Linked DNA regions of Homo sapiens: region 2 is linked to region 1. Evidence: chromatin loops called from intact Hi-C (ENCODE). Cell type or tissue: endothelial cell of umbilical vein. All regions are shown on one strand. Each heading gives the region's core, and the rest is flanking DNA. Links, peaks and the distances in the headings are about the cores only.

Region 1 (5,909 bases), core at 1,238-5,237:
ATCTGCCTCAAGCCCTGTCATAATGGAGAAATTATTTTAACCCAAGAAACTCTGGTGGGAAACATGTGAGAGGGCCAGGAATCCCGGGTCTGATGCACCATCTTCTCCCACCTTTAGCAAATAGGATGTGACCACTGCCCTCATGGCTTTCAAGGATGAGGATCGGTTATTACATAGAAATGACACGATACACGCATTTGGGGGAAAAACCTTTAGACATGAGAGGTGCTTTTGTCTCACTTGTGTTTTTCCTAAACTTGATTTTTAGTTAGTTTAGAAAGTTCCCTTGGACACGTTCAACTTTTCATAACTCGTGAGATGAAGTAGTAGGCTCTTGGCTTCTGACATTCAGGTAATCACACTGCACCTGTCCTAATGTCCTCTAGGTTATGAACAGAAGTTTTTCTAAGTTGAGGCATAACACATTTTATACTGTAATAGAAAGAGGGTGGGTTTTGCGATCGGTAGGCCTGGATCCGCCCTCTATCAGCTATGAGGGTGGGGTTTGCCATCGGTAGGCCTGGATCCGCCCTCTATCAGCTATGAGGGTGGGTTTTGCCATCGGGAGGCCTGGATCCGCCCTCTATCAGCTATGAGGGTGGGTTTTGCCATCAGTAGACCTGGATCCGCCCTCTATCAGCTATTTTTTTTGTATTTTACACCACTCACTCTCTTCAGGCCTCAGCTTCCTCCTTGGTGAAGTGGGAGTCACAGAAGTAGTGACTTCACCGTGCTGTGTGAGCATCCGCTGAAGTCGTATGGAAACACCAGGATGTGGGGCGGCTGGAAGTCTCCCGTGTTGCTGGTGGGAATGCAACAGGGCAGAGCGGTTGTGGAAAACAGCCTGAGCCTGGCCACAGACATACTTCCCAGATGAACCGTGGGCTCACTCAAACGTATGTAACCAGAGCAATAAAAACACATGTCCACACAAACCAGGAATGCAAATGTTCACAGCAGCAACATTCGTATCATCCCCAAAGGAAACAACCCAAATGAGCTTCAGGTGAACGGCTGTGCGGCAATGCATCCACACGAACGAAGACTATGAAATGAATGAAAAGGAACGAACAGACACACCGGGGAACATGGTAAATCTCAATGACATTGTGCCAGGTAAAGGAAGGCCAGCACAAAAGACACATACTGAAGGATTCCATTTACACAACATTCTAAACTTACAGTGACCAGAAAAGGGGCGGTGTTGGGGGCAGGACTGACTACAAAGCAGGAGGAGCGAGCTTTTTGCTGGGGCTGGAGATGGTCCTGTCTTGGCTGTGGTGATGGTTACACAACTGTATATGGCCAAAACTCATCAAATGTACACCCTTAGTGGGTGATTTTTATTTTAAATAAATTATACCTCATTAAAGCTGGGGGTTAAACCGAGTCCAGCACCTGGCACCAAGTAAATATACACAGTAAATTATTCATCCTCTTCCTGTTAGTTGCCATTTAGAATTATCAACCTGTGCCTGCCACTGAAGCCACAATGATGTCAGGCTTAAGTGTTGCTTTTCTCCTTCAAATACTATGACACAAAACTGCTCCCTCTCTCCCCCCCCTTTTTTTTTAACTACTTACCCACCTTAAAAAAAAGGTAGACTTAATTAACACTTGTAAAGCACCTTGAGACACTTGAATTAAAAAGTAATAGAGGAGGCTGAGTGCGGTGGCTCATGCCTGTAATCCTAGCACTTTGGGAGGCCGAGGTGGGCAGATCACTTGAGGTCAAGAGTTCGAGATCAGCCTGGTCAACATGGTGAGACCCCCGTCTCTACTATAAACAGCAAAAAAATTAGCCCAGTGTGGTGGTACATGCCTGTAATCCAAGCTACTTGGGAGGCTGAGGCCGGAGCCGAGATCACGCCACTGCACTCCAGCCTGGGTGACAGAGCGAGACTCCATCTCAAAAACAAAAAACAACAAACAAACAAAGTAATAGAGGAGTATCTGGCACTGCTATTGCTCTTCTGTTTTCAATGATGCAAACAGTATAGCTCTTTGTTTGCTAAGCGACTTTAGTAAGGGTTTTTTTTTAATTAAAAAAAACTGTTTAATCTGAAAATGAAATTCAAAGGCCTGCTGACAATATATTCCTCGTCTCCATTCATGCCAACAATGACTATGCCAGCGTTTGCAGATTTATGCCCATGGATTCCCAGATTGGGAGACAGGAAATGGGTGTCCATCCTCCCCCACCTGCAGTTCCAAGCTGGCCGCACAGAGCACAGGGAGGTTGGTTGCTCAGAACGTGGCCATAACATTTACCAGGAAAAACGGAGTGAAGAGGAAGGATGGGAAGGAATGGAGGGGCACAGGATGGAGATTTTCCCAATCAAGTTGGGGAAAAGTATGGCTGTTTCACTCAGCATTTCTCTGCTTCACTAATTAAAAATGATTTTAAGAGCTAACAATTGCAAAAATCTTCTTAAGCTTATCAGTGAATTCCTGAATATCCCCTGGTGAAGTCTTCCTTTGGCATAGACGTGCATGCCCGAATCTTAATTTCTCTCTAGCATTCTGGGTGATCATGCCATAAAGCACAGGCCGTGGAGTCATTTTCTGAGACAAGAAGTCGCTCCACATTGGGCTTTCTGGCTGGTTCTTTTTGGCCGTGGGTCTGGTTACAGTGGTGGCAGAAGAAGCGAAGTCTGTAGCCCTCATTACAGACCCTTTGCTGGCTGGGGGCATGTGGCTGTGAGAGAGGAGCAGAACTGAAGCCAGTTTCTCCTGCTCTGCACTCTGAAACCCGAGATGACGCGGCCTCTTTCCCGCACAACAGTGTAGAGCGTTCAGTTGGTGTTATGACTTGTCTGGTTCCCACAGAGGAAGGAATCCTGCCAAATATTTGTAATCTGCACTTAAGTATGCAATCAGGGAAACCACACCCAGAAGCAAGTGCATGGCTACATAATTAAAATGGTCTTGCTGGAAGACCAACTGGAAATGGTTGGAGAGGGTGTGGGGGGAAGCTGATGAGTGAGTGTCACTGGGATCTCTGACACTTTGGCCATCATTCTCTGCAAAACATTTTCTCCTTAGACTCTAGCAAGCACGCATCTTTCTCTGTGTCCACTGATTAGTCACAGTATTTGTCTTTGTATAACCATTTAAGAAAATATTTGCATCTATTTAAAGGATCTAAATAGATCCCCCCCGGGTTGGCTTGTATTTATGGCATAAGCCATAATGGAATGTACTTATATGCAAACCATCTTTCCCTCTGAGTAAAGCATTTTGGCACATTTTCTATGACAGCACTGAGTCACAGTGCACAGTACATTAACGCAGCAACTTCTGAAATTGAGCTGCCCAGGTTGCAGGGCTGGCAATGCTTTATAAAAGGGTTAAAACCATTCACTCTGAGGTACTGGTAAGATAAAGGACTAAACAAACTAATGTGTTATCCTTGGAGGCAATACAATTTTTTTAAATGAAATTACTGAAATTAGTAAGGATTAAATTTAATTTTTATAGTCAGATAATAGCTACCAGCAGCGCCATCTGTTGAAATATTCCAAAACTTCATTTCCTGCATCCCAAATAATATTTACTTAAAGGAAGATACAAATGTTTAAAATCACAAGTAGGACTGGAACTCCATCCTCAGTTTTAGGCAAAATCACAACTATAATATTTTCCAGGACAAGAGGCGCCACCCCGTTTGTCAGGCCCCAGAGATGTCCTTACCTACATCAGTAACCCCTTCAAGGTTCACGAACCTTCTCACTGACAAAAAACTCCCATAACAGAAACGAAAGAGCTCCTGTTCAACTACAGCAACACCCCCAAGGCTTGAACATCAGGAAGGACGTGAACAGCACCTGCTACCTAGACTCTCCCGCACTTCACGGGCTGGTTGGGTTTCAGACCTGGAAGTGGCGCAGGCCTCCAACCTCCAGGGGAGGAGGATGAGGCCAATGTTCTAGGTCAAGGTCTTGCCTAAGATCAGACAGGTGGTAGGTATCAAGGTCAGGAGCTGCATTCAGGCCCCAGGTGTTCTGAATTTCAGCCCAGAACGCTTCCCATTGGATTCCAGGGCCAATACTAACTCCTCCACTCAGCAGGCCATCAGCAAGCTCCTGTGTTCCAGGCACCGTCCTTCTCCTGTGTTCCAGGCACCGTCCTTGACACTAGGGAGAGAGTTGCCAGCACAATGGACAGGGCCCTTAGCCATGCAGCTTCCATTCTAGCGGGAGGAGAGACACAAAGAGGCAGGTGAAGAACGTGAGGGGGGTTCAGAGAAGCCACGGAGGCTTCTCTGATGCAGAGACTGAAAGAGTGTGGGGAGCAGTCCTGCCCTCTAACTTTCTGGGGGAGGAGCAGGTGTCAGTGCCCCAAGGTGAAGCTGAAGGGTCAGTGTGGTTGGAGAGAGGGCATGGGGGTAAGAGGGCAGGAGCTAAGCGGGGTGAGGTTGGGGCGGGGCAGGTCATGGAGAACACTGTAAGCTGCGGGAAGGACCTGGAATTCCACTGAGAGAGCTGTAAAGCCACAGGTGGGTTCTGAATGAGAGGTAATGTGGTCTCACTTACGTAAAAAGTGCCACTATCTTCACAATGGGCTGTAGGAGGGCAAGAATGGAGGCCGTGAGGCTCTTAAATCCACAGCAGAGAGGATGGCGGCTTTGTTTAGCGGGGCTTGGGAGGCTGGTGAGACACAGCTGGATTCTGGGTTGATTTCCGAAGGAGAGTGAGTGAACCGTTCGCTGATGGATAAGTTGTGGGGTGTGAGAGAGGGAGGGGAGTCAATGTTGACTCTGATGCTTTGGGGTTTCAGCAAAAAGAATACCAGCATTTGCTGAGCACCTACTAAGTGTCAAGCATATTTTCTCTACCAGTCTCAGAAACTCTCAAGTGTGGGCATTTGCCCCCATTACACAGATGAACGACGGCTCGTGGAAACCCCGCACCTTGCTATGGTCACGCACGTGGAGCGTGCTGTGTGGAATACAAGCTGGTCTACCTCTTTTTCTTCCTCCTACTTGGATCTGCTTCCAGCAATCAAGCAACTCCAGTTCCCTCCACCTTCTAAAGTTTGTGTGTGTTTCTACATTACATCCTCTCCGTGATTCTCCTCTGAAACCTCTCCACGCTCTTCAAAGCATATATTTAGCTATTGAGTCACAAATCCACTGCAGCTCTCATGAGGTCTTTATCTTAAATACCAGCCAAAAAGAAAGAATTTGCCTGGGGACTTAATACTCCCATGTAGAGTTTAATTTATGTTAAACGTATTTCTGTAATGGTCTTCATTAGAGGCACCAAGATGGGATACAGTAGCTATTATATAAAGATAGCCAGCTAACACTTGTGAGGTATATGCAGATTTTGGGGGTACTGCCTTTTCCAATTGACAGCATCTGTTTGAGGAATGTGAGTTTATTTTATTTTTTTAAAGTCAGCTCTCTACATATTCCTGCAAGTTTTGGAAGGGAAATAAATGATAGCACTTCAACATCAGCCATTTTCCCTAAAAATCACTTAAAACTGACATTAGAGAATGCAGATGTGGATGATCATTACTGTAGAGGTTACTTTCTTATAACATGTTCTTGCTATGAGGGTTGCATTGAAAAATGAGGCTCTGAAACGATAACCTTTGGGCCATAATAAGCACCAGTGACCTTTTACATGGACAGACACAAAGTTATTTTTATTAAATCAAGCTGAGGTTGTGGTTGTGTCAGATATATATTTTTAACCATGGTAGAGTTGCAGGAGGAATGGCCTGTGTGGGATTCCATACTTCAAACTTGGTAGAATACAGTTAGGGAAGGATTCTGCAACCACTTCTCTCTTCCTCTTCATCGGACTGCTCCACACCCAATACTGCAAACATGAGTCAAGAGAGCCCATAAAATTACCCAAGTGTAGGCCTACCTCACAATGAATACTTGAAAGCTTTCA
Region 2 (5,909 bases), core at 939-4,938, 130 kb after region 1:
CCTCTTTATATAAAACAAATTAAACAACTGGCATTTATTTCATGATTCTGTAACATTTCCTGATATTTCAGTTTCCAATTAAAAATGATAGTAGGAACAGTTCTGTATTTAATTGACTTGTACTAAGGAAAGAAAGGTGTCTATTTCAAATCAAATATGGAAAACAAAATAGGTCACATTTGTGGACAACAGGCATGCAATAAAGTATCATAAATTCTAAGACAAAACACATAATCATGTTATAAAACACCCCTCTTTAAGATGAAATAAATTCTGCTGTGGGTTAATCTCCCACGTACATAGTACATCTTTTTCACATAGAAAGCTGGGGCTCCACTCTGTGTTCAAATACTTCAGATCATTTCAGATTTTGTCACCCAATGCATGTATTGTCTGCAATAAAAATGCAATTCATCTACCGAAAAAAATTCAGCAATTCACCTTAGGCAGGCTTAGAGTCTCAATTAGCCATATAAGTAAAAAATTTACCCCAAGTTATTATATGCAAATGTATATAATAAGGGATATTTTCACAAAGTATTATATAACTTCTGTACTTCTGGAGAAAAATAGTTACAGCAGAAAATTTCAGTGCCTTCATTTTTACTGCTAAGTTCTAAACGAAGGCTACATGTGGTCTCAACCTTATTGATCCCACTGAATAGATCCCTAGACCTGCGCAACAGCCTTATATGGAATTAAAAGGGGACCTTCCACTTGGTGAATATGGCCATGGAATAATCCATTTATGTGAAAACCAAACGAAAAACAGTCTAAATTTTTGTTTTCTCCTTTGTGATGGGCCACATGCTTTTTTCAAACATCTTTTATTAAAAATAATCTATAAGGTTGTTCAAGTGAGATTTTAAACATAAACCCACTCCCACTCACAAGGCAAAAGATGAGACTTCCAATCCCTTTCTTTTTGCTTTCTTTTTTAAATGAAAAGGAACACAAGAAGAAGGCCAAGACACATTCTACAGAGAGCGTGCTGTCGTTAGCTCAGCTGTTTTTGATGACCCTCTGCCTGTTTTACACCTTATCCTGATGTCAATTCTTGTTTTCACTCTTCCAGATTTCTTTCACAAGAAAACAGCTGACAGAATGTTGCAAAATAAAGAGGAAAAGGAAGAACTTCAGCTGGGAATAGAAAGTCTTCATCCATGACACCAAATCCATTTCCCCACCTCTGACACACTATGGTTGCTAACATTCCCGGCTCTCTGCAAGGGGAAGTAAACGAGCACGCATGCTCACTGCCCCACCAGTGAGGGCGCTGAGCCAAGTTGGGGGCTTGCTCTCCTGCCTTGATCTGACCCTGAAGGTGGTGGGATAGGGTAGGCGGTAGAGGGTGGGAGAAGAAGTGACCATTCATTCGCCTATCTATTCACTCGGTATTTATGAGAGCCTACTGTGTGCTTGGCAACATCCCAGGTGGTATTTATGGAAGATCTGCCATGTGCTAGCAGGTTTTAATTATCTCATCTTTGTACCACCTTAGAGAAATAATATTTTTATGACTGCCAGATAAGGAAATGGATTCAGAGAGCTTATTTAGGAGTCTTAAATCACATAAAACGACTGATTTATGACTGGATTCCAATTTTGTCTCATTCCAAAGCTCAGGTGTTCACTGATGACTGTATCATGGGGACCCAACAAAATACCACCATTAATTCGATTTATTCATATACAGTGGCAGCACTCCCTTCTAAAATACGGATATTATCCAAAGAGGTAATATGGAAGACAGTACTGGGAATTCTCAGTATACTGTAAACGATTTTGCTTTGTTTTCTGTTTTTTATAACTCATATAAAAGTAATATATTCTCATTGTCATTAATCAAAGAACACAGAAGTGCACAGAATTAACAGGTTTCTCCACCTTTTCAACCAATTAATGAACATGTAAAGTTTAGTGTATTTCTTTTCATACTTCTATCTCTGCTCACAAACTGCAACAAACAAATACAGATTTGTTTTTCTCCTTCTTCTTCTTTTTTTAAAGTGGTGGAGGTCTTTCTTTTTGTCTGCTGACCATAAGGCACAGGTGGGGATAGGAGTTTCAATGGAAGGGGGGTGGTAGAGTTTGGAAGACTAGGAAAACTGCCAGAGAAAAGCAGGTCTGGGTGGGGTTGTCACAGAGTTTAACATTTCATCGAGAAAATATTTTTTTCCTTAATTCTAAAGCAGTATCTAAAAAAATTTGTCATTAGTAAATTAGCAGTGTCCATACCTAAGAAAAGCGGCATGACTAGATAGAAGCTGGTATTTATACATATATATTTAATACATTGCTCCTTTACACACACACACACACACACTCACATAACACACATACAAGATGCTACTGATAGATTGCAATCTAGAACATGCCTTCCTGTTCTAATACAAATGGGTCTGCATTTTCTTTTAACTTGGCAAGGTTGAAAAACAGACTCGTCATAAGTGTGTAATGTCTTGAACCAAAATAGACTTCCTTAATGATTTGTTTTCTCCAATTTCACCACAAAATGTAATGCAGCCAACAAAAGAACTATTCTTCCCCCCACGTATAATAACATGTTATTCAACAATCATGTAAGAAAGCCTATACATAAGACTGCCAAGGTTCTGAAATTGAGTTTCTAACTGAAATGTTTGGAAAGAAATCTTTTCTTTTTTAAGTTTTACTCCGAGGGTTTGAGTGAAGTGATATAAATATCTAGGAATATACAGTTTTGCTTTACTACTATAACATGCTTACAGAAGTAGTTATGGTTTACTTTATAACATGGGTCACTGAAAACATTAACCATAAAAACATATAAAAGTACAAACAAGTTCTCAGTAGACCATTTACTCTGTAGCAGAACAAACAATTTAATTGCTTCTGTCCTTGTGAGGGCAATAGCTCCAGATGAAGCTGGGTCAGGAGCACCCCTTGGTTTGTGGGGAGTCTACAATCTGCATGCTATTCACGTGACCTGACTCTCTCAATACTTCAAGGGTCTGCACCCTAGGACGGAGGTAAAAGCCTGGTTAACAGCAGGAAAAGCAACCCATTCCCAGTACGGTAAGGAAGATTATAACAGAATGATCAACTATTTTTCTTTTTCTTTCTTTTTTTAATGGAGAACTGCAAAGGAAAGAAAAATTGTAATGGTGCAAAAAGCTAAAAAGGGGGAAAAAGTGAATCCACTTTTTACTTTTCTGAAATACAGAGCTTGCCTTAAAAGTATGCCCCATAATCACTAGCCCACCTGAAAACTATAGAAAGTACAGAAGACTGAACTATGCAAATACATAATCTGAATGCACATTAATGCATGATGCATATTTATGGTATGACGACAGGTATAAATATTACCAAAAATGAATATATCTCCTGTATCTGTTAAATTTCTGGGAAATAACCAGGTCAACTAAAATGTGTTAGCCAAGATAAGACATAGTTAATGCATTTTTAAAAATTAGATTATCAAAACACGTTTTTCTAACGAGTGAAAGTTAAGTTTTTCTAAATAAAAGTTTTCTCCTTTGGCTGGGTGCAGTGGCTCATGCCTGTAATCCCAGCACTTTGGGAGGCCGAGGCGGGTGGATCACCTGAGGTCAGGAGTTCAAGACCATCCTGGCCAACATGGTGAAACCCTGTCTCTATTGAAAATACAAAAATTAGCCAGGCGTGGTGGCAGGTACCTGTAATCCCAGCTACTCGGGAGGCTGAGGCAGGAGAATCACTTGAACCCAGGAGGCGGAGGTTACAGTGAGCCGAGATCGTGCCATTCCACTCTAGCCTGGGGGACAAGAGTGAGACTTCATCTCAAAAAAAAAAAAAAAAAAAGTGAGCAAGGGGAGAAGAAAGGCTAACTATCTGGTGGGAAAAACACTAGTACAAGCACATCTATATGTATGTATGTACATATATACACATGCATATATATATACATATATACATACATGTAATAAATATACATAGACCCTGGATCATCAAAAAAGTGGTTGATTTTGTATTTCTGATTTAGGTGGGGATCCCAGGTTTAAACTCCAGGTCCACTATTTATCACTTATGTGGCCTTTTGTTACTTCGCTTCTCTTTGTCTCAAACTAGAGATAATACCACTCACCTTAATTCTAAAGCATATCTAAAAAATTTATCATTAGTAAATTAGCAGTGGTCATACCTAAGGAAAGCCGCATGACTAGATAGAAGCTGGTATTTACACATATATATTTAACACACTGCTCCTTCACACACACACATACACACACTCTCACACATACACTCACATACAAGATGCTACTGACAGACTGCAATCTAGAACATGCCTTCCTATTCTAATACAAATGAGTCTACATTTTCTTTTAACTTGGCAAGGTTGAAAAACAGACTCATCATAGTAACTTAGCAGTGGCCACACCTAAGAAAAGCGGCATGACTACACAGAAGCTGGTATTTACACATATATATTTACATACTCAGAGAAATAAAAAGTTAATGCAGGTAAGGCCCAAGTGTTATACCCTGCAATTACTAAGTGGTTTATTTTAATAAACTCAAATGTTTTTATTCGACGGATTCATTATTTTCTGTGAAAAGCACTGAGTTGTACCTTGGTGTATCAGAAAAGTCACATGGAAAAGCTCTTCTCTTTGAAAGATATTTCTTTATATCCACTTAAAAATCTACCTTGGGCCTGGGTGCGGTGGCTCCTGCCTGTAATCCCAGCACTTTGGGAGGCTGAGGTGGGTGGATCACTTGAGGTCAGAAGTTTGAGACCAGCCTGGCCAACATGGTGAAACCCTGTCTCTACTAAAAATACAAAAATTAGCCAGGCGTGGGGGCAGGCGCCTGTCATCCCAGCTACTTGAAAGGGAGAGGCAGGAGAATTGCTTGAACCCAGGAGGCAGAAGTTGCAGTGAGCTGAGATCATGCCACTGCACTCCAGCCTAGGCAATAAAGTGAGACTCTGCCTCAAAAAAAAAAAAAAAAATATATATATATATATATATATCTACCTTGGGTTATGTTTCTCATAGAGATAGAATATGACAAGTAGACATTTTAGGAGTAATGTTTGTCTCCTTGCTTCACTGTAATGATAAAATCATTAAAGAAAATAAAATAGTATGATACAGATTAGGAATCCTCATGCTAAGCAGAAAGTATTACATTAATTTTGAGTGTTTATCTTGGTACACTCTACACAATAACTACATATATCACACAAACATTTCTGTCTGGTACTAATATAAAAAGCTCTCTGAAAACAATTATTTTATGATATTGTACATTTTCTAGTTTTTCTTATAGTTTATAAATACATATTTCTGACTTAGCATTAATGAAATGAAACCTAAAATCTTGAAAACATTTAATATAAATTATAAATAGGGGAAAAGTACTTAGGGTAGTTAGCTGCTACTCATGTGTTACTGAAAGAAGAGGCATGAATTTTATTATGAAAAAATAAAATGTGGATAAAGAATGCTTTGGTAGTAAAAACATACACACAAAAAGCACTGGATTTCACAATCAAAGTCCAATGAGAATTTTCCCCCTTTGGCAGTCAAACAAAAATTCCAGGAAAATAGTTTAAATTCCCTTCACAAAGTTCAAATGTAGCTATTGGTTATTAACTTGCAAATATAAGAAATAACATTTCGGTCTGGGTATCTGACTAATGGTTATTTATGGACCCTATAAAATTTAGAATAACTTTTGCATTTAATATATCTCACATGAAATTACTGTTTCAGTAGTCCAAAATCTGTTTACTGCAATTCCATACAGATGAATTATAATTCTAAATAGAATCCTCAAATTCTGTTTACGTTTTAATGTAAACACTTCACCTACAGGAATAAGCAGCACTCATTATTTCTTTAGAGACAAGAATATTGTAGAGAGCTAACAACTCACTTTTG

The links. A loop is a pair of places that touch in the nucleus more often than their neighbours do. Peaks named below come from ENCODE experiments on the same cell type or tissue, not always from the same donor. Only the 100,000 strongest peaks of a DNase experiment are listed, where the experiment ranks them.
Region 2: it touches region 1 in a loop (9-fold over the local background); 1 of 110 quality-filtered maps calls a loop at or near these places.

Annotation. Positions count from the first base shown.
Region 1 is chr6:1,683,454-1,689,362 of GRCh38, forward strand. All of the region lies in intron 9 of GMDS (GDP-mannose 4,6-dehydratase), which reads right to left. Among named protein-coding and RNA genes, the nearest start is that of FOXC1, 76 kb to the left of the region's middle. In endothelial cell of umbilical vein, for the core only: a CTCF peak has its summit at 3,528; DNase peaks (open chromatin) are centred at 3,038, 3,248 and 3,468.
Region 2 is chr6:1,814,803-1,820,711 of GRCh38, forward strand. The region is part of intron 7 of GMDS (GDP-mannose 4,6-dehydratase); the gene reads right to left. Among named protein-coding and RNA genes, the nearest start is that of FOXC1, 210 kb to the left of the region's middle. In endothelial cell of umbilical vein, for the core only: no CTCF peak of the experiment used is centred there; a DNase peak (open chromatin) is centred at 2,499; H3K27ac peaks cover 1,169 bases.